Regions from separate parts of the Homo sapiens genome. Here region 2 is linked to region 1. The links are chromatin loops, found by intact Hi-C in ENCODE. Cell type or tissue: heart right ventricle. All regions are shown on one strand. Links, peaks and the distances in the headings refer to the core of each region. The heading gives the core; the rest is flanking DNA.

Region 1 (10,461 bases), core at 877-8,876:
AGTGGAAATGGTATTGGAAGCTCTCCTGACATAAAGACAGTGCACTCCATGAGCCGACTTGAGTCCACTTAGGGTGACTTAGGATGAAGCATGGTTTTGCACCTGCTCTCTCCACCCTTACCTGCCCTGTCCCATGCTCCTCCTCCTCCATCACGTGGAAGGGAAATGGCCATGACTGGCCCAGACAGAGGGCAGTTTGTGCAGCATCTCAGAAACTCTCTGGTTTGAACCATGCAGCCTTGTTTCCATCCCAGCCTGGGCCCCACACTGGCCCTGCAGGAAAGTTTGCCTGGCTCATTATCTGAAAGAAATGGCCTGAGCAGTAGCCTGCCAAGAATGGGGGGAGAAAGGAGAAATAGTAACATTGATTTATTTGGGATGGAAAGATCCACAGACTGGGGAAAAAGGTAGAGAGCAATCATAAAACTGGCTCAGTTCTGCAACCTGCTGTGAGCAGAGACTGTCACAGTGCATAATAGCAAAGGCAGATGAAATGGACACAGGGAGTGCAACCCCTTCCTCCCTATCACAGAACAATAAAGCTAGAAGTCAAGGATGAAATAGGTGGGCTGACCAATAGTACATTGGCCAATTGAAGGCCTGGCATCTACCTTCGAAAGGCTGCCTGTGTTGGGATTGATGTGCTCACTGTGACTGCAGTGCTCTGCAGGAACTGTTTGATAACAAACAGGGTGGCAGACAGGCTTGTCCCTTCATATTAACCCCATCGCTCAGCTGTCATCTCAGTCAATGCCCCAAACTGCCCAATGCCCACCTCACCTTCTTCTCCTGAGGGGCCACCTGGGCTGGAAGGGGTGGAGCTCACCAGCTGGGACTCCTGGGTGGCATCTGTCTCCAGGACCAGGTCATCTTAGGACAGCTCTGGGACCCCACAGACCCAGTGGGTATGACGTGAGAAGTCACATGAAGGAGATCCCTCACAACCAAGTCCATTTGGGGACTCACAGACCCCATAGCCCATTTTTTCAAGTACCAGTCCTGCAAGTTGCGGCAAATCGGAGCAGGGAGAGGCACTTTGCTTTTCCTTTAAGGGTTGGAGAGATTTTTAGCATACAAATTGAAGCATCTCCCCAAGCAGTGCTTTCTCTAAGGCTGAAGGACAAGCAGGGATGGCATGAGTTTTGCTTCCCCAACTGTTCCCAGGCACAGCAGGCCTGCAGGTGGCAGAGAAACAGCACTCACATAGAATAGTCTAAAATATTTTCCACCAAAAACCTCATGCCTGATGATTTGTGTTTGAGCCACATTCAGTGACCTGGACAGAGTTGATACCCAGACCTGGGTTGCATTTGTCCTATGGGAAATGAGGCCTGAGTACAACATAACTGAAAAATCCAGGAGTTGGAAGGTGTGGGGAGTATACGGTCATGTGACCTGGTCTTGGTTCTGGATGATCACTTTGTGCTGGGACCCAGTTGTTTCCTCTAATCTTGGGAACCTGGAGAGTCCTGATCATTTTCCACACTGATTGGGGTTCAGGGAAACACTTGAAGCCTAGGGGTTGGTTAAGACCCACTAGAATGTCTGGATTCCTAGCCCAGCTCTGACCTTCTAGAAGTATGCCCGTGGGCACATCCCTTAACTCTTTCAGACCTTGGTTTCCCTATTTGTCAAGAGTGAATGATGCTGATATGACATGGGATGTTTTCCATTTATTCCTCCAGATTCATTCTCTATCCTTGTCCATCCATCTTTGTGTATAGGAGGCTGACTTATAGGCTGTAGCAATGGGCTTCCTTATCCTGTGGTGTCCAAATGGGTTTGTCAATGGAAGTTGTCAGAAGAAAACTGAAGAAAGGGAAGAGAGTTAGGTCGAGGTATTTGTTTCCCATTTCCTTTCTTCCGGGTCACTGTGAGTTGGTTGCATCCCTTTTCTTTGGATGGTTCTCCATTCAGGTGCCGGTCCCCATCCGTCTACTTGCAAGCTCTTTCAAACCCAAAGGAGTGATGACTTCCTGCTGTCACTAGCTGTGGAGTACTGCACCAGCACCTGTTAGTTCCTGGGGCACTGCGTATACCTTTGTAAACTCCCTTTATTAAGCTTTCATCACTGGCCTCATTTGAATGGGCCATCTTTGTTCTGCCAGGACCCTGACTTGTATATTACAGAAACCTCTTTCATTCATACCTATGTCACAGAGTGGCTGTGATGATTACATGAGTTCATGCACACAGAAAGCTTAAGACAGGGCTTAACACATAGGATGGGTTTGTTAAATGTTAGCTACCTCTGACTCTTAATTCTTGTGTCATTATACTGCCCCAGACGAGGACACACTTTGGATGATTTAGGGACTTGACGTTATGGCCATTTGGTTGTTCTGTCTCGTTTCTGATAGTTCCCTGTTCTTTCCTCCGTGAAATGTGGGTTGATGGAGGTGTCAGCATGTGGCCTTCTGCGCCCACCCACCTCCTTCTCACACCATCCTTAACTCCAGCTTTTTCCTATGGCCGTTTTGAGCCCTGTGCCATGGCCTTGTCTACTCCTGAGGCCCAACACAAAGAGATATGGAGCATAACCTGTATTTGCTGGTGACACACAAGTCTAAAGATGTCACCACAATCTACTTATAGCACCCAAAGAGATTTCTCATGCCTACTTGCAATCACTTCGTATCTGTCCCAACTCCCTAGCCCTGGCAATTGCTGGTTAACTGTCTGTATCTATAGATTTTCCTCTTCTGTGCATTATTTATAAATGGAATCATAACATATGTGGTCTTTTTGTGACTGGCTTTTTTCACTCAGCATAATTTTTTCAAGGTTTATTCATGTTGTGCCATGTATCAACACTTGGTTTCTTTTTATGGTGGAATACTATTCCATTGTGTGGATAGACCACAGTTTATCTCTCTGTCTTCTGTTGACGGACATTTGGATTGTTTCCATTATTTAGGTATTATGAACAAAGCTGCTCTGAGCATTTGAATATATCACATAGGTTGTTTATTTGTGTGATTCATTTAATTAGAATTTAAGCTTGATGAAAGTAGTTTATTATATGTCATATATTGTATTATATATATGTTTGCCATATATGATTGATAAGTGTTTTTTAAATGAAAGAAGACATAAATAGTGGCAATGGAAAGAAATCAAGGTGGTTAGAAATCCTCTAACTGGTTTAGCTGGGAAATCCAGGCTGGTAGAAAAGACATCTTAAGGGGGTCCTGGCAGGTCTGCATTGGCATCACCTGAGGCACAGGGCCAGGGAATCTGCATTTTAGCAAGCTTCCCAGGGAATTCTGAGCACCCTGGAGCTGGGGAAGCCAGGAATATTTTGCCAGTTGGAGAAGCCTGCCTGTGAGTGGTAGAATGAGGTAAAGTTGTGGATTTGTCCCTGCCCAAACATTTCACTTTTACAACTTTGTTTATGAGAGCGATGGAGTTGTGTTCCTTTCCTAGTGATGGTCCCATGTGGGACATCTCTGTCTAGGTCAGGTTAAGGCTGAATCATTTTCCAAAAGTAACTTCAGTTTTCTTCTTTTGTCCTTGGTGCTGACTCTCTCACAACTCATCTGAGGGGTACAGGTTTTCCTTTGCTAGGGGGGATGCTGGATGATTGAAGAGGCAAATAAAGCAGCTTGCAGTCAACTCAGCAAGAAGGAGGTCCAGAGCCACAGACAGGACCACAAAGAGTCACAGCGCCTTGAGTAGGGTAAGCAGCAGGTTAAGTGTGCAAGGGTTAGGAGTCTGGATTAGGAGGAAGCAGCTAACAGGTACCCCTGTAGAGGCATTGAAAAGCAGCATTTCTATATTCCATCATCCAGGCAGGCTCATAATTCTGCCTTTCTTATACTGAACCAGATATACTGTTAGCTTGCTTTGCAGCTGTGCAGAGATATACATGACTGCCTTTGCTGGAAGAAGTTGCTGCTGGTTTTTTAAGGGAAGGTTTGCTCTTTACTTTGATCTGACTTCTAAAGAATAAAGCATATTCTTTTTTATAGCAAAGGAGACTTCTAGGAAGTTTGAGTACCGTATTTAAATTTAAAGTCTCCCCTCAGCATGTGAAGGCAATATTAGTGTCAGTTAGGTGTAACAGATGAATGGTTAACGTAACAAAAGATGGAAAACCTGAAAAAGATTCATATCCAAATGAAAATGCATGTTTGAGCTAAATTACTGCTTTTTGTTGCTACTTACTTTTTATTTGATAATGAGCATTAGCTACATATGAACACTGATAGTCTCTTTAGGATAAATAAGATGCATTTCCACCTGATAATGGGTGTAAATTCAGCAACGTGCTTAGCCCATTTCTCTCCTTCAGGATCCTGAAACAGAATGAGGGAGATAGCATGTTCTTACATATTCAATAGACAAAGTTAAATGGTCTGCCTTTCTCCCCTTATTTTACACATTTTATCCCACATTAGCACCTATATTATAAGAATTTGCTAAATTAAAATGTATATATCATTTATTGGGTACTCTACTCTGTATCAGGTACTATATAGCTCTTTATATAGAATATTTTATGTGATCCTCATCACAGTCCTATGAGATAGGTACTATCTTTATTCTTATTTTACAGAGGGAGAGGAAACTGAGGCTCAAAATGGTCAGGCGACTTATCCAAGGTTATTCAGTTAGCCTGTGGAAGAATTTTGATTCATGCTACCCTGTGCCTGAAACCAAAGCCAAAATTCTTAACTACTGATTTGATTCCAGAAGTACTAGAACTGTGGTCTGCAGAACCCATGGGGGGTGGGGGTGGGGAGTTCCTGAGACCCTTTCAGAGTGGGCCTATTAAGTCAAAACTTTTTTCATGATAATATAAATTCATTATTTGTCTCTTCATCTGTGTGGATACTTGTATTGGTGGTGTAAAAGCAAAACTGATTAAATGGCTGTCACTTTTGCACAAATCAAAGCAATGGTACCCAACTGCATTGCAAATCACTGACTCTTTTCCTACAGTGTACTCACAAAAAACTGCCTGATGTTAAAATATTTAGTGTTATATAATGGAACGTCTCAACATTTGGAACAGCTGCATAACTCATTGAGCCAATAGCTTTTTAATGACCAATGCATGGTGTAACAAAATCATGCGTGGGTAAAGAGCCACTTAAAGTTTATGATTGTTCTTTTTAAATGCATACATATTTTTAAATTTCTCAGTTCTAATGGCAGATATTGGTAGATATAACCTGTATAAACAAAACCTATGTAGGAGTGGGGATCTCTCTCTCTCTCTCTCTCTCTCTCTCTCTCTCTCTCTCTCTCTATATATATATATATATATTTTTTTTTTTTTTTTTTTTTTTTTTTTTAGACGGAGTCTTGTGCTATCACCCAGGCTGGAGAGCAGTGGCGTGATCTCGGCTCACTGCAAGTTCTGCCTCCCTGGTTCACGCCATTCTCCTGCGTCAGCCTTCCAAGTAGCTGGGACTACAGGTGCCCACCACCACGCCTGCCTAATTTTTTTTTTTTTTTTTTTTTTTTGTATTTTTAGTAGAGACGGGGTTTCACCGTGTTAGCCAGGCTGGTCTCGATCTGACCTTGTGATCTGCCCGCCTCAGCCTCCCAGAGTGCTGGGATTACAGGAGTGAGCCACTGCGCCTGGCCTAATATTTTTTAAGATTGCAAAAGAGTGTGGAGGCCAAAATGTTTGTGGAGCACTGCAATGGGCAGCTGGGAACCACCGGAGGCTCTTGAGCAGAGAGAGGTGTATTGGTCACATTTCTTAGAGTAACTCAATTCTGTGTCCTTTTCATCATGGGAAGTTTCTCTAAAAACTCCACCACTGACATACTTTTGTTTTTGAGACAGGAGCTTACTCCGTTGCCTAGGCTGAGTGCAGTGGCGCTACCATGGCTCACCGCATACTCAGCCTCCTGAGCTCAAGCAATCCTTTCGCCTCAGCCTCCTGAATAACTGGGATTACCACCACACACTGGCTCATTTTTTATTTTTTGTAGAGACAGGGTCTCACTATGTTGCCCAGGCTGGTCTTGGACTCCCAGATACAAGCGATCTTCCCATCTCGGCTTCCTAAAGTGCTGGGATTACAGGCATAAGTCACTGGGCCCACCTATATACATATTGGCATATGAGAATGATACCAGAATGAATCCAGAAGACTCTCCCAGACTTAAGCTCTGGGCTTTGAGAGTTGCCCTATGTCTGGTGCTTGAATTGCCCTATGGCTGGTGCTTTTACAGCTTTGTTTATGAGAGCATTCTGTGCATAGCAGTACTCTTCCCCAAAGCATCAGGCTCTGAATATCTAGTTCCTAACCAGGCTGACTCCAATCAGATAAAGCCATCACTCCTGCATAGGCCTCATTCTCTGAGGATGTGCAGTTCACATCTATGTAGCAGATAAAAAATTAGACTTACATGTACAGGATCAGACTGGGGAGAGGTTAATCACAGTCAGGCCAACCTCATGGAAGAGAGAGGGCATGGAGGCCAGATACTCTTGTGAGATGGGAAGAGAAAATTTCCTCACTGAACTCCTAGATAGAATAAGAAAAATTCCAGGGACTGGACTTGCCAAGATGGACACATTATCTAAGGCTAGTTTTTATTACCAAATGCTTATAAGTGCTTATTCTCTGTTGTATACTGTGTTAAACTCTTTTCTTTTCTTTCTTTTTTTTTTTTTTTTTGGGGCAAAGCCTCGCTTTGTCACCCAGGCTGGAGTGCAGTGGCGCGATCTCGGCTCACTGCAACCTCCGCCTCTCGGGTTCAAGCAGTTCTCCTGCCTCATCCTCCTGAGTAGCTGGGATTACAGGTGTACATCAGCAAACCCAGCTAATTTTTGTATTTTTAGTAGAGACGGGGGTTTCACCATATTGGCCAGGCTGGTCTTGAACTCCCGATCTCAAGTGATCCGCCCACCTTGGCCTCACAAAGTGATCAGATTACAGGCATGAGCCACTACACCTGGCCTGCTAAGCCCTTTTCATGCATTATCTCATTTGATCTCCTCAATTGTTCTATCATGTTGGTAATATTACATCCATTTTACAGGTGAGAAAACTGGGGCCCAGAGAGGTACAGGCCTGAGCCAGGCTTTGAATTTAGTGTTGGTTTCTTCAAAGCTTCCAGTTCTTAACTCCTCTGTTGCATTTTCCTCTTTAAGTGTATTGGCTGGATGGCAGCTGGAAAACATGTGAAAAACATAATGAGAGTAGGGAAAAGGCATAAAGGCAGAACTGGGAGTACTATGGAAGGGACTGAATATGGATTAGGAGGGAAGGGAGCGATCAAGTTTGCTGTTGCTTCTGGTGTATGTGGGTTGTTGAGTGCTTTATGCTGGATAGGCAGATAATAACCTGAGGCCAGTCCTGTTACTTGGCTGCTCTTCAAGATGGAAGACCATTCTATGAAAACCAGAAGAAATCAACACACTAATTATTATTATTATTATTTTAAATTTCACTTTAAGTTCTGGGATACATGTGCCGAGTGTGCAGGTTTGTTACATAGGTGTACATGTGCCATGGTGGCTTGCTGCACCTATCAACCCATCATCTAGGTTTTAAGCCCTGCATGCATTAGATATGTGTCCTAATGCTCTCCCTCCCCTTCCTCCAACTCCCTGACAAACCCTTGTGTGTGATGTTCCCCTCCCTGTGTCCATGTGTTCTTATTGTTCGACTCCCACTGATGAGTGAGAACATGTGGTATTTTGTTTTGTGTTCTTGTGTTAGTTTGCTGAGGATAATGGTTTCCAACTTCATCCATGTCCCTGCAAAAGACATGAACTCATTCTTTTTTATGGCTTCATAGTATTCCAAGGTGTATATGTGCCACATTTTCTTTATCCAATCTATCATTGATGGGCATTTGGGTTGGTTCCAAGTCTTTGCTATTATAAATAGTGCTGCAATAAACATAAGTGTTCATGTGTCTTTATAGTAGAATGATTTATAATCCTTTTTGTATATACCTAGTAATGGGACTTCTGGGCCAAATGGTATTTCTGGTTCTAGATCTTGAGGAATCACCACACTGTCTTCCACAATGTTTGAACTAATTTACACTCCCACCAACAGTGTAAAAGCATTCCTATTTCTCCACATCTTCGCCTGCATCTGTTGTTTCCAGACTTTTTAATGATCGCCATTCTAAGTGGCATGGGATGGTATCTCATTGTGGTTTTGATTTGCATTTCTCTAATGACCAGTGATGAAGATATTTTTTACACATATTTGTTGGCCGCATAAATGTCTTCTTTTGAGAAGTGTCTGTTCATATCCTTTGTGCCCTTTTTGATGAGGTTGTTTGTTTTTTTCTTGTAAATTTTTTTTAGTTCCTTGTAGATTCTGGATATTCGCCCTTTGTCAGATGGATAGATTGCACAAATTTTCCCCCCTTCTGTAGGTTGTCTATTCACTCCGATGATAGTTTCTTTTGCTGTGCAGAAGCTCTTTAGTTTAATTAGATCCCATTTATCAATTTTGGCTTTTGTTGCAATTGATTTCAGTGTTTTAGCCATAAAGTCTTTGCCCATGCCTATGTACTGAAAGGTATTGGTTAGGTTTTCTTCTAGGGTTTTTATGTCAACATGCTAATTATTATGTAGCCAGAAGTTTGGTGGAAAACAAGACTTTGTAGTAGAGCCAGTCAGTCAGCCACAGGACTCAGGCGCCGTGCTGAGAAGGAGGTCAGACAGTGCTATACCGCCTGGGAAACATTAGCGGAAGATCATGGGCTACAGGCAAAAGCGAATGGGGCTTGAGACTTAGCTCTACCCCATTGGGTTAGCATTGCTCTGTTCTCAACTTCCTGATCTCAAGGATGGAGATGATAATACCACCTTGAAGGGCTGTTGTGAGAGTTAAAAGAGGCGGTATAGGAAGCCACATCACATGGTGACCAAAACACACCATGAACATTAATATTTTTTCTTCTCTTCCTCCCCAGTGTCCAATAAACACATTCTGCTTGAGCTCTTATCTCCACCCCCTCTGCCTTTCCTAGGTAATATATTTTATTCTTGTCTCTAAAGACACCATGTATTGAATGCTTTGGATATCGTTTGGGAACCAGATGGCTTGGGCTTACCTCATGCTCATTAGCTACATGGTTTTGGGCAGGGCACTTGACTTATGTTGCATTATTTACTTCAACAGTAAAGCAATAGAACAATGGCATCTATCTGTAGGGTACCTGTGAAGATTAAATGGGACAAAACATGTAGCGGGTAGAGCAAAAGGCTTAACACATTGCACAAGCTCAACAATTGTTCTTACTCAAAAGCAATGTCCTCAGAGAAGACATTCAACCCTTCCTCCATCCCCTCCCTATTGGCTAAAAATAGGGAGCACAGTGAAGATCTGGCCTATGGCAAACCTTGGCAGGTGCATGGGAGCTGAGCTCTGGCAAAGGGCAGGTCCATTCTGTTGTGGAAGGGGTAGAGTGGGGGCAGATAGACTGAAAGGTTGAGAACATTATCTGGTTCCTAAAAGGCTTAAAGGGTTACCTCTGGAGGGTGATTGGGAGCCCTATGTCCATTAAACGCATACAACAGCTGAATGAGACCTCAAGTTTCCAAAAAAAGAGTTGTATATTTTTGCTCATATCATTACCTACAAGAATCCCAGAAGAGAAATAGGCCTTCTTGTCTACTTGGATAGGCTCAGCAAGGGTAAATGGCTTGAGAACCTGCAGCAAGTAAATAGCATCAGCAGAACTCAAACTCAGGCCTTTCCCTAGTATGACACTCTCCCCATCACACCACAAGCCATCCACTGACCACTAGGGTGATCGAACCAGGGCTAGGATGAGGGTGAGGGGAATGAGGCGAGCCGTGCATGTGCCAGATGGGGACTTGTCTTTGTTTAACATTTTGATATCTTGTTCATCATGGATTTTTTCCATTCTGATGTTTTAAAATCATTGCATTAAAATGTTATTTGCCTTGAAAAAATAATTATTCCTTATCATTATTGTGGTGAAAATTTGACAAGCATTGTGTTACGTGCTTTCTAAGTGCCATGTTGTTGCATCTTTACAACAATTCTGTGGGACAGGATGAGAAACCTGGGCTTAGAGTATAGAAAATCATCATGCAGATATAAGGCGTCCCAAGATTGCTTTTTTCTCTGTCTACCACCCCACACTGTAGGCCTCTCTTTTGTTTCTAACCAATGCTCTTTATGACTTATTTATTGGCTATGGCCTGATTAAGTGACTTGAGAACTGGCGTAAGGCTGCTATTTATGTGCACATTGATAACCCACCTTACAGTATTGAAGACCCTACATGATCATCAACGTTAAAGGGCTCGGAAAAACCTGGAAGCACTCTACAAAATATTTGTTCTTTATTTATGTAGGTCCCCATCATGTTCTAGAACGGGATTTGTAGTAGTCTATTAGTTGTCATTAGAGTGATGATGATTAATGATTATAATAACAAGACAAGTGTAATTGGTTCAAATTGTGCCTTTTGAAATAGCCTCCTCGGAGGCCAGGCAGCC
Region 2 (10,461 bases), core at 757-8,756, 210 kb after region 1:
GGAACTTTCCTTTGAAACTGAATATTCAGCTCAGACCCAGGTAGAATAGAGGTGACTTGGCAGAAGAGGAGGAGTTTCCAAGTCACAAGGACCACACTTGTAAACATGAGGTGAGAGAGAATGAGACGCATTGAGTGTAGAGGGAAAGGCTCCTGTTGAAGGAGAACACATCTTGGAACATAAGGTTCAGGGGAGGCAGGGGCCAGACCACAGGGGGCCATGTAGGCTATGCTATGATTTGGATCTTTATTCTAGAAGCAATGGTAAGCATTGATGGGATTTGTATAAGAAAGTAGTATGGTCCTATTTGCCCTTTCACAAGTTTACAAGACTACAAGATAATTACAAGTATATCTACTGACATGATGCATTGTATCGTTGATTTCCTATGGTTAATCCACCCTTGCTCTGAAAGAGTAAACCATATTTGGTTATAACAAATTTTTCTTTCCTTCTTTATTCATGCATCCATGTAACAAATACTCATTAAGTGCCTCCTACATCCCCAGCATTCTAGGTGCTAATTCACCCATGGGCAGATAAGGACCTTGCCCCTGTGGAACTTCCAGTCAGGGAGACAGACAACAAATATGTGCAAATAAATGTGAAGCAAAGCACAGCGTATTAAGTAAACAGGGAGCAAAAGAGAGGCTCTATTTCACATAGTCAGGGAAGGCATCTCCAAGGAAGTGACATTTGCACGTAGACATCTGAGTGATGGGAGGTAGGGCACCCCCAGGAACAGGCCCAGCTTCTTCGTCCCTCTAGGAGCTCCTCCATTCTCACAGACACATACTAATTGAATTTTCACATTTTCCGCTCTGTTCTTCCCTGCCTCCAAGGAGAACCTTAATTATGCTATTGAATATCTGGATTCCCATTGAGCTTCAGTAGTGAACTCAGCATTGTATCTTTCTCATCCTTTCCACCTGTCCTTCACTGCAGCTCCCTGACCTGGCTCTGCAAAACCCATGCTCTGCTCATTTCTTAAAGAATACAATTTTGAAAGGTGTGTTTTTCTTTGTCCCTATGCCCGTTATCCTTTTAAGTGTGTTCATTTTGTCATTCATTCATTTGGTCATTCTCTTATTCATTTGCTCAACACGTTATTTTGTTAGTGACCCCTTTGCTCTGGGTATTGTATTGGTGTGATCGTACTGGTCTTTCCTTAGAGGGTAAGGGATGTCTTCTCAAGGGACTGGGAAGAACACCCTACAGGTGTTGACTTCTTCGTCTCCAATGAGATCTTAGTGATGTGTCCATACACAAACACACTTTTCATGCTCAGCAGGCAGGTAGCTCTACTACAGCCCTCCTGCAGTGAGGAGGAAGCTTCTTCCTTCAACTTGGTTTCTCAGACTCTTTGCAGTTTTTCATTGTACAATGTGGGCATGAGAAACCACATTGCTACCAAAAGGACCTTTCCTCAGGTAGTGAAGTATCTTAAAATGAAACCTAATTATCATCACAGCACATGCCAGTGTTATTTTCTTAAAATGAATGGAGATAAGGAAGAGCAATTGATGGGGAAGGAGAAAGGGACCGCCCTGACCCTAGTTCTGGGTATCTCAGAAGGGTGTTCCTGGAGGTTGGCTTCCATTTCTTTCCTGAGAAGTGCAGGAATAAGGGCATGAAGTAAAATTTAACAGACTGAGGGGCTGGTGTGTTGCCTACCTTTGTGTGTGTTGGAGGGCATTTATGCTGTTATGAATGAAAGGGTAGTACATATGGTGTGTATTTCAAAAATTGTGCCTTTCCATCCATGCCTTTCATCAGTGCAGTTAGTAAAAATTTCCCCAGGATTTTTGTCATTTTTTTTTTCTGCAAGGGCCAGCTGCAGTCTGTTGTTTGTATCTTCAGGATTATTTCATAAAAATTTGGGAAGAGGCAGTCACAGCAGGCCCAGGTGTGTTGTCTCTATGTTCACCCAGAAGTGTCCGTAAAGGAAAAAACTCTAACAGAGTTCTTAAAATGGAATATGCTGTCTCCATGAGATCATATTTCCCATCTACGAAGGTGGTCAGGCATGAGCTGGGTCATCATTTGGCTGTGTGCTGAAGTAGTGATTCCAGATGTCTTGAGTCAGGCATAATAAGTTGGTTTTACCTTGTGTGCCCAGCCTGATGGATTGTTCCTGGCTGTTTGGGCTCAGTAGGATGAATGTCATGATCCATTAACAAGGTCTGTCCTGGATATGGAGAGTGGGGAGGATGGGGGCACACACACCATGTATTTGTCATCCCTAGGAAGGGAACTGAACTAGAGAATTGCAATGCACTGTGAACAATGAGAGTACCAAGATGAGTGGTCTCTGTATCTTCATCTAAATACTTCATGGGAACGTGATTAGCGATATTAGCCCGAGCAGTGCTTCAGGAAGGTCCAGAAATTAGGTGTAGTAGGAGCTCCAAAATAGACTATTTTAGAGGTGGGAGGATTGTAAGTTCACATTGGTGATATCTCTAGAAAGTCGATCACCTAGGAAGTCTGTTTCTTTCATTGGTGCCACTTGCTTGTCATTGAGTTTGTTGGTTTGTTGGTTGATTAATGTGTATTTTCATCATTTATTGAGCATTTACTATGTGCCATGTTCTGTGCTAGATTTTCAAGATAGAGATGGATCAAATGATGAACAACTCCTAACTTTATGCCTTCCAGAGTAATTGGGCCACTTGAAGGTATCTGCCTTGGACCTTAATTGATTTCGCTTGTCTAACATTTAGCCTTCTTCCTTTTCTTTTCTGGAAAAAAGCCCCTATATTTATTTCAGGAAATTTCTACCATTTTATGAAGCTCTTGTAGACAGCAGAATGCACACACTGTCCACCCTTTACTCCCACCCACTACAGGAGTGGGCACAGGGTCCAAGCTAGGCCGGTCACAGGACAAAGGCTGTGTCCAAAGGGATTGGCCATTATGGTGACGGTGTGGTCCTGGTTTCTGTACTTCTCTCAAGTCCCCTTTAGCTCAGTGAGTTACCAGTTTCCTCCAACTAAACCCCCTTGATTTTCTAAGCATGGCCTGACTTGGCTTCTGTGACTAGCAACCTCAAAACCCTGATTGGTTCCACACCTTTAGGTTGGTGTTAAGGTTAAAACTCTCGGGCCACAGTCAGATTTTCATAATCTGGAGGCTGTTTAACCTCTGACATAGCCATCTACTTCCTAACCCACAACTTTTGTCAAAACAAGTTGAGGAGCTGGCTAGTGGAGGAAGACAGATTACAGCAGGGTTTAAGTATCCTTGCCTTTCCTAACTTCTGAAGCACAGATGTAACAACACTGAATTCACTTCACCTTCCATTCCTGCTAGTGGTTAAGGAGGTGATGTTTTCTTCTCACGTTACGGAAAAGATATCTTTGGGGAGGTATAGCACAGAGTTTGCAAGCATGGACTTTGGCATCTGAAGTTGGCTTAGATTCCAGTTCTGCCACTTATGAGTTGGTAACTAGGGGCAAGGCACTTGACCTCTTTGGGTATCAGTTTTCTCAGTTATAAAATGGAGATAATAAACAGTCCCTACTCAGACAGAGTTGTAGATAAATAAGATAATGCATGCAAGGCATTTAGCCCCATGAAGTTGGACTGCAGTGATCTATTTAACGTGGATTTGTGTGTGTGTGTTCTTTAGATCCTAAAAACTTGAAGTTCCACTCAAGAGTCAGTTTTACCCTGTAGCCTTTTTTAAGATGCTTGTTAATATTTGAATTTGAGAACAAGAGAGACTGAAGGTGAAAACGATAATCCTATGACCTTCCCCACCCAAACGCCACACACAAGCCTATTCTAAACCCGTCTTTCTTCCTTAAGTGTGCCAATTACTTCAGAGTGTATTAATAGTGCCCTCTGCTGCCCAGAGCACCGCAGCTTAATGGGATCTCCTGGGGCAGATGAGCTGGGATGTAGGTCTGAGCTTTTGGTGCTTCCATCTCTGCCTGTCACCCTCAGACATATTCTCCTTCCAGTTCACAGCTCCATTTTCTCGCCTGCATTTCTAGCTAAGCTCTGAGTCATCGATCTCAACCTTTAATTCAAGTTTGTGCCTGGATCTGAACCAAACCATAGATAGATACTCATAAAGGTTGTGCAGATGAGAATGTGTGGTTGTTCTGCTTTTGATCAGCAGCAGGCTGAGATTGCTTCCAGGATAACGGGAGCCAAGTCTATTTTCTTAGGTTACAATGAAGGACTCAAGTCCTGCCTGGAGCTGGCTGAGTGATGAACTAAATTGGAGAAATGTGCCATGTGGCTCGCCGTGTTGATTAGTTGAGTTCACTTGAGTCCCCTTTTTGCAGCCAAGTGCATTCGTAACTTCCATAGCATGGTACTATAAATCTGCTGACTATTTCTGTGGTGGTTACTATTCCAGTTTGAAGAGAGGGGTGTGGAGAAACAGTAGTGAAAGCAGGAGTAAAGACTTCTGACAGATTGAGGCTCCACTTCAAACCATCTCATTTAGACCTCATACTTTTAGTGTCATTATAATAACTCCTCTAGCAAGACTGCAACATGGAGAAGTTGGTGATGAAATGATAAGTACCCAGAAAATCCTTGTACACCATGCCTGCAGAGTTCAGGCTAGACTCAGGGAGATGGTGAGATAATTCTTTGTCTTCTGCAATGGACTGTGTGCTTTGTGCATCCTGGCAAGTGGTTGGGATGGATTTGCCCCGAGCCAGTCACACTCTCTTTGCTTCCATTGTGACCACTGTCAGTTAGGTAGGTGCCTAGGATGGTATAATATGAGTCTCCTTAGTCAAAAGTCGAATTAATTTTTACCACATCAGAACTGGAGATCTTGGCATCCCAAAGTCATATATACCAAACACCTGAGCTAACCATCCAAGTTAAAAAGAAATGCCAAATCCATGATACTGTACATACTTTTCATTCCCATAATGTTATGTTTACTTCCACATAGCTACACGATATATTATAACACAGTAGGTATGAACATGAGCTCTGGAATCAGACAAACTGGATTTGAATCCCAGGTTTGAATCAGTTGCCTTCCCTTGCTTCCTCTTGATATTCTTATTGCCATAGCAGGAATACTCTGTCTATCCAACAGAGTTATTATAAGAATTCAAGCTGTGGCCAGGGACAGTGGCTCATGCCTGTAATTCCAGCACTTTGGGAGGCTGAGTCAGGTGGATCACTTGAGGTCAGGAGTTCGAGACCAGCCTAGCCAACGTAGTGAAACCCCATCTCTGCTAAAAAAATACAGACATTAGCCAGGTATAGTGGTGCATGCCTATAGTCCCAGTCATCGCAGCTACTTGGGAGGCTAAGATGGGAGAATCGCTTGAACCCGGGAGGTGGAGGGTGCAGTTTGAACCAAGATCATGCCACTGCACTCCAACCTGGGCAACAGAGTGAGACTCTGTCTCAATAATAATAATAATAATAATAATAAAAGTTGGTAACGCACACAGGCACTTTGCACAGGTAATGCACACAGGTCCTTTACACGATGCCTGGCAGAAACAATGTTAGCTGCTATATGTGATGCTGTCCTGGTAGAAAGGAGCTAGTTCACCCATTTCAGAAAAGGAAATAAGCAATGAGTCCGGAGAGCAGAGCTGAGTCACTCTCCTCTACTGCTGCCCCTCAAAAAGTTGTTCACCTGTACATTACTTGTTAGTCTTCAAGAATTTCCACATCTCATGTCATTATGCAAGTATCCAATCAGTATTTCCCAGACATGGAGATTTTTTAGCTCTATATATGTCTACATTGCAGATCAGTTTTAAGGATTAAATACAATATTGTGTGTGGGCACTTACACATATATAACTCTGGAGAACTTAAATAGAATTGTCAACTTATGCCAATTAAGGACATTCAAAGACAAACACCACACCACCATCTACTCTCTCCACTATTTCATAGAAGAATCTAAAATTACATGCAGTGTTGTGGATTTTTCATTTCTTTTTAACATGAGTGGTTAGCTCAGGTGTTTGAGATACATGCTTCCGGGATGCCAGGATCCTCAGTTCTATGTGAAAGAAGATAATTAGATTTTTTTCACTTAAGGGACACAGGCTGTGCCATCCGGGTACCTACCTAACTGACATTGGTTGCAATGATAATAGCATATCAAGAGTGTGTGACTGGAACACCAGAAAAAGATCAGCCTGCATGCTGAATAAATTTAGCTCTATGTCAGAACTAGAAATGTTGTCCATTTGCTGAGGATGGACAAAAATTTGATCTCTAACCAGATCTTGAGAATTGTTGGTATAGACCGTAGGAAACTGTCACCTTTCAGAACAATCCAAGGCTCCCAGCGACCTCCTCTGAGTGAATAGGATAGGAGGGTGAAGACAGACCCCTCAGGGCTCCTGTTCTGAAGATCATCCCAGACCAACAAGCTTTTCAGAGTGTTCAAGGATCAGGGAGCATGTGTGGTGGGATAGAGATGCATGAACTTGAGCCAAGCAATTCAAAGTGATTTGAAGAGAAATCCCGAGGCTTATGTGTCCTTCACTGTGGTGAGTAAGCAAGTGGCGCGCTGTCCCTGGAGACCAGCACCGATCAGTCATTGCACACCCTGAAGTGTGCTGAGGATCTCTCAGACTTGCCAAGGCTGACATGAGTCTGGTCTTAAGTGGAAAGGACATACCAGCCTCTGGGAAGAGGTGAGCTCTGGCAGAGAACGGTGAGGGAGGTGGGGGTCAGCTGCATCTCTAACCTTCTGTTTCTTTAGAGGGCGAGAGAGATAGGTGGCTTCCAAACAGAAAGGCCTGTGCACATCAGCGTGACAGCAGCCGGCTGGAGAGATGGGGTGCAGCCTGCCAGATTCAAAGGGGTGGCTCTCCCACCCCCCTTTGAATATAATTATCATTCCACTTGGAGATCTAGAAGGAATAAAACTAGGCCCTTGATCCACTGTCTAATGGATTGTGTGACTATCAAGAAACTGTGGCAGCCTGTGGAACGAGACAGACATGATCTGACTCCTGAAAGAACCACGTGTGAGTCATGTAGCCTGGGAGGGTTCACTTAATTACATAATGACCTGTCTCCATCCTCTTCATCTCTTACTGTCCTGTCCAGCACTGTCCAGCTTCTGACAGTTTCACCCGGGGAAATTTTGTGCAGTGTCTTCAGCATTCAGAAGCCATGAATATTAAGGAAGGTATGACTAGTTGAAGATATCAGTGAGGAGTGGGAAAGAAAACAAAAAGAATGACAATAGGGCCTTACTAATAAGGATCATAATTTTAAACCAGCCGCTATCCACATGTGGTGATGGAGCTGCTGAAATGAGGCCAGTGTGGCTGGTGTGTCCTGAGATGTGCTGCAAATGTAAAGTCCCCACTTGATTACAAACACTTAGGATGAAAAAAATGAATGTAACATATTTCATTAATAATTTCCTGCATGGATTACGTCTTGACATGTTGAAATAATAATATTTTGGATATATTGGGTTAGATAAAATTCATTTTTAAAGTTGATCTCCTCTGTTTGTTTTTATTTTCTTTTCATGTGACCATTAGAAAATTTAAGTTGTATGTGCAACACACATAATTGCAAGATGTTTATTATTCCATTAGGCAGTGCTGGTCTACAGACTTAGGAGTGGTAGAAGGGGATAAGGAGAAAAGGTCATGACAAGGAGAACCCTACTATTTGCCAGACGCTAGGCCCCTGCCCTGTGAGCCTCTTGGCAGCCCAAGTTGGGAACTACTGTATTTATTTTACTGTTTTACCGGTGAAGCTTCTGGAGAAGAAACTGTTTGCTCAGAGCCCAACATTGAATAAATGCTAAGTGATGATTCAAATTTGGGTGTTTGGACTCAGCAGTTCAATGTCTTAACTATTAATTATTGCCTTTGCCATAATTGGAGATGCTCAATAATGTATGCCTTGCCAAGTGATTTTGAGGATTAAATGCAATGTTGTAGGTGAACACTTAGCTTAATAAGAGCCTCGTAAGTAAGGATGGCTGCTATTAATGTAAAAATAATAATAATGAGGAGGAGAAAGTGGAGGAGATGGAGAAGAAGAAGAAGTAGGGAGGAAAAGAAGGGGAGGAGTAGAAGTGGGGAGGAGGAGAAAGAGGAGACAAGTTATTGCCATCACCAGCAATACGTGCCAGGTGCTATCTTGGGCACTTTACGTACATTATGTAATTTAATGCTCACAGCAAGCCTAGCCAATACTCACCCGCCCTTTCTGCCTCTAATTTTTTCTGGTATGAGCGTAGCAAAGTCCGCCTGACACTTGAATATTTACTTCCACTTCACGACTCTTCATCGTGGTCTGTTGGGTGCGTAGGAAGCTTCAGATGGCAAAGGGAGGTGCTGGCAGGGACTGGCAGCAAATGAGCAAACTACAGAGATGAGAGGGTGGGACAGAGCCTGCGTTTTGTAAGGGAAGAGTGGCTGCCCTAATTTTAGCTTCTGATTCACCCAAGGAAATTTTGAGCAGTGTCCCTAGCATCCAGAAACTGCGAATACTAAGGAAGGTCTGACCAGCGGCTGAAGATATCAGTGAGGAGTGGGAAAGAAAACAAGAAGAACGACAATGATACCTTACTAATAAGGATCATAATTTTAAACTAATTAAATGCCAATTGGAATGGAAGGTATTTTTCTTTAAGGAATTCTAGAAACTGATTTCATGCAATTGGCCTTGCCCCAAAAATAAGAGGAAGGAAAGCATACGTTAATTAGACTAAATAAAGAATGAAGCTCATGTGGGTTGTGGGGTACTTTAAATCACACAAAAGCCTTGAGAGATGTGAGGAAGGTGGTGTGTGTCTACCAGGGTCCTGGAAACTTCCAATAATAGAATTTATATCCGATCCTGGTCAAGACACACAAGGGCACAAAGTTAGTAAGTAAACCATCCCTACTACTCTATGCCACCTTTTATTAACCCAAAGCACAGAGCTTCTCACTCATGAAAGACCAAGACAGACTTCCCCATCCTCCAAAGGTGGTGGATAGCAAGGGACAACGTTTGCAGTCCGACTTCTTGCCAGGCCCAGGTCTAGCTGGATGTTTGCTATATGTCCTTGAATCTTCATGCTAACCCTCTGAAGTATTTATTTTTATCCCTCAATGTATAGGTGAGATTGAATTATTCTGCCAGGTCATTTAATTACAAGTTGGCAGAGTGCGAATCCTAAATTACGTTGATCTGACTCCCACATCCTTGCTGATTCTACCACGTCATGTGGCCTTCTCTTTCAATTCCACAGTCATGACTAGAGCTTTCTCCACCTACACCAATTGCATGAAGGGGGTCTGGCTGCTGGGACCTCCCAGGGTACAGAGCTGATTCACTTCAACCGGCATCCAGGGGCGTGCCTTGGAAAGCCAGGATGGAGGGGTAGTAGGAAATTGCTCTTTTGTTAAATGCAACTTGGGTTTATTTGGAAGCAGAAAAGAAAAAGAAAAAAAGAAAAAAAAAACGTTCTGAAAAAGAATCATGAGTTGCTCCATGTAATCTGTAAATTGAAATTAGATGGTTGTCAATAAATTCTTACTATATATATAAAATTCCATATATATGCATATATGTATTTGCTTATATAGATATATAGTTTGGGTTAATTTAATAATAATTTAATAATTTAACTTATATAATAATAATTTAATTTATTATATATAATATATACAATAATTTAATATATAACATATAATAATAATTTAATATGTTAATTTAATAATTACTTTAATAATAAATCATTATTAAATATAAAGTATCTATTATTTAGATAAAACCTAACTATCCTTGTACACAGCTTCTGTGATGTTTAATTTTGAGTGTCAACTTGATTGGATTGAAGGATGCAAAGTCTTGTTCCTGGGTGTGTCTGTAAGGGTATTGGCAAAGGAGATTAACATTTGAGTCAGTGGACTGGGAAAGGCAGACCCACTCTCAGTCTGGGTGGGCACCATCTAATCAGCCGCCCGTGAGGCCAGAATAAAAGCAGGCAGAAGAACGTGTAAAGACTAGGTTGGCTTAGTCTTCTGACCTACATCTTTCTCCTGTGCTGGATGCTTGCTACCCTCAAACGTTGGACTCCAAGTTCTTTAGCTTTGGGACTCAGACTGGCTTCTTTGTTCCTCAGTTTGCAGACGGCCTATTGTAGGACCTCACCTTGAGATCGTGTGAGGCAATACACCTTAATAAACTCCCCTTTATGTATACATTTATCCTGTTAGTTCTGTCCCTCTAGAGAACCCTGACTCATACAGCCTCTGGAAAGATTTATTGCTGCCTCTTGCCCTTTTTAAGAAATAAAATAATTAATTGATATGGTTATTTAAATTGTTCAAGAAGTAAGAGAATACATTCTAATCATCAAACATCTAAATAATTCCCCAAATGTGAAACTCTCCTTTCATTCATGCCCTGCTCCCACCTAGCCATCTGCTCTTCCCAGAGGTATTCACTGCTATCAGCTCAGTGTGAATATCTGTAGCTTTTTGCTTACCA

What was found. Hi-C counts contacts between places; a loop is a spot of excess contacts. Peaks named below come from ENCODE experiments on the same cell type or tissue, not always from the same donor. Only the 100,000 strongest peaks of a DNase experiment are listed, where the experiment ranks them.
Region 2: it touches region 1 in a loop (2.9-fold over the local background); 35 of 110 quality-filtered maps call a loop at or near these places.

The regions. Positions count from the first base shown.
Region 1 is chr16:82,369,135-82,379,595 of GRCh38, forward strand. No RefSeq gene overlaps it. Among named protein-coding and RNA genes, the nearest start is that of MPHOSPH6, 200 kb to the left of the region's middle. In heart right ventricle, for the core only: no CTCF peak of the experiment used is centred there; no DNase peak of the experiment used is centred there.
Region 2 is chr16:82,576,639-82,587,099 of GRCh38, forward strand. No RefSeq gene overlaps it. Among named protein-coding and RNA genes, the nearest start is that of CDH13, 45 kb to the right of the region's middle. In heart right ventricle, for the core only: a CTCF peak has its summit at 3,848 (motif pointing left); a DNase peak (open chromatin) is centred at 8,272; H3K27ac peaks cover 836 bases.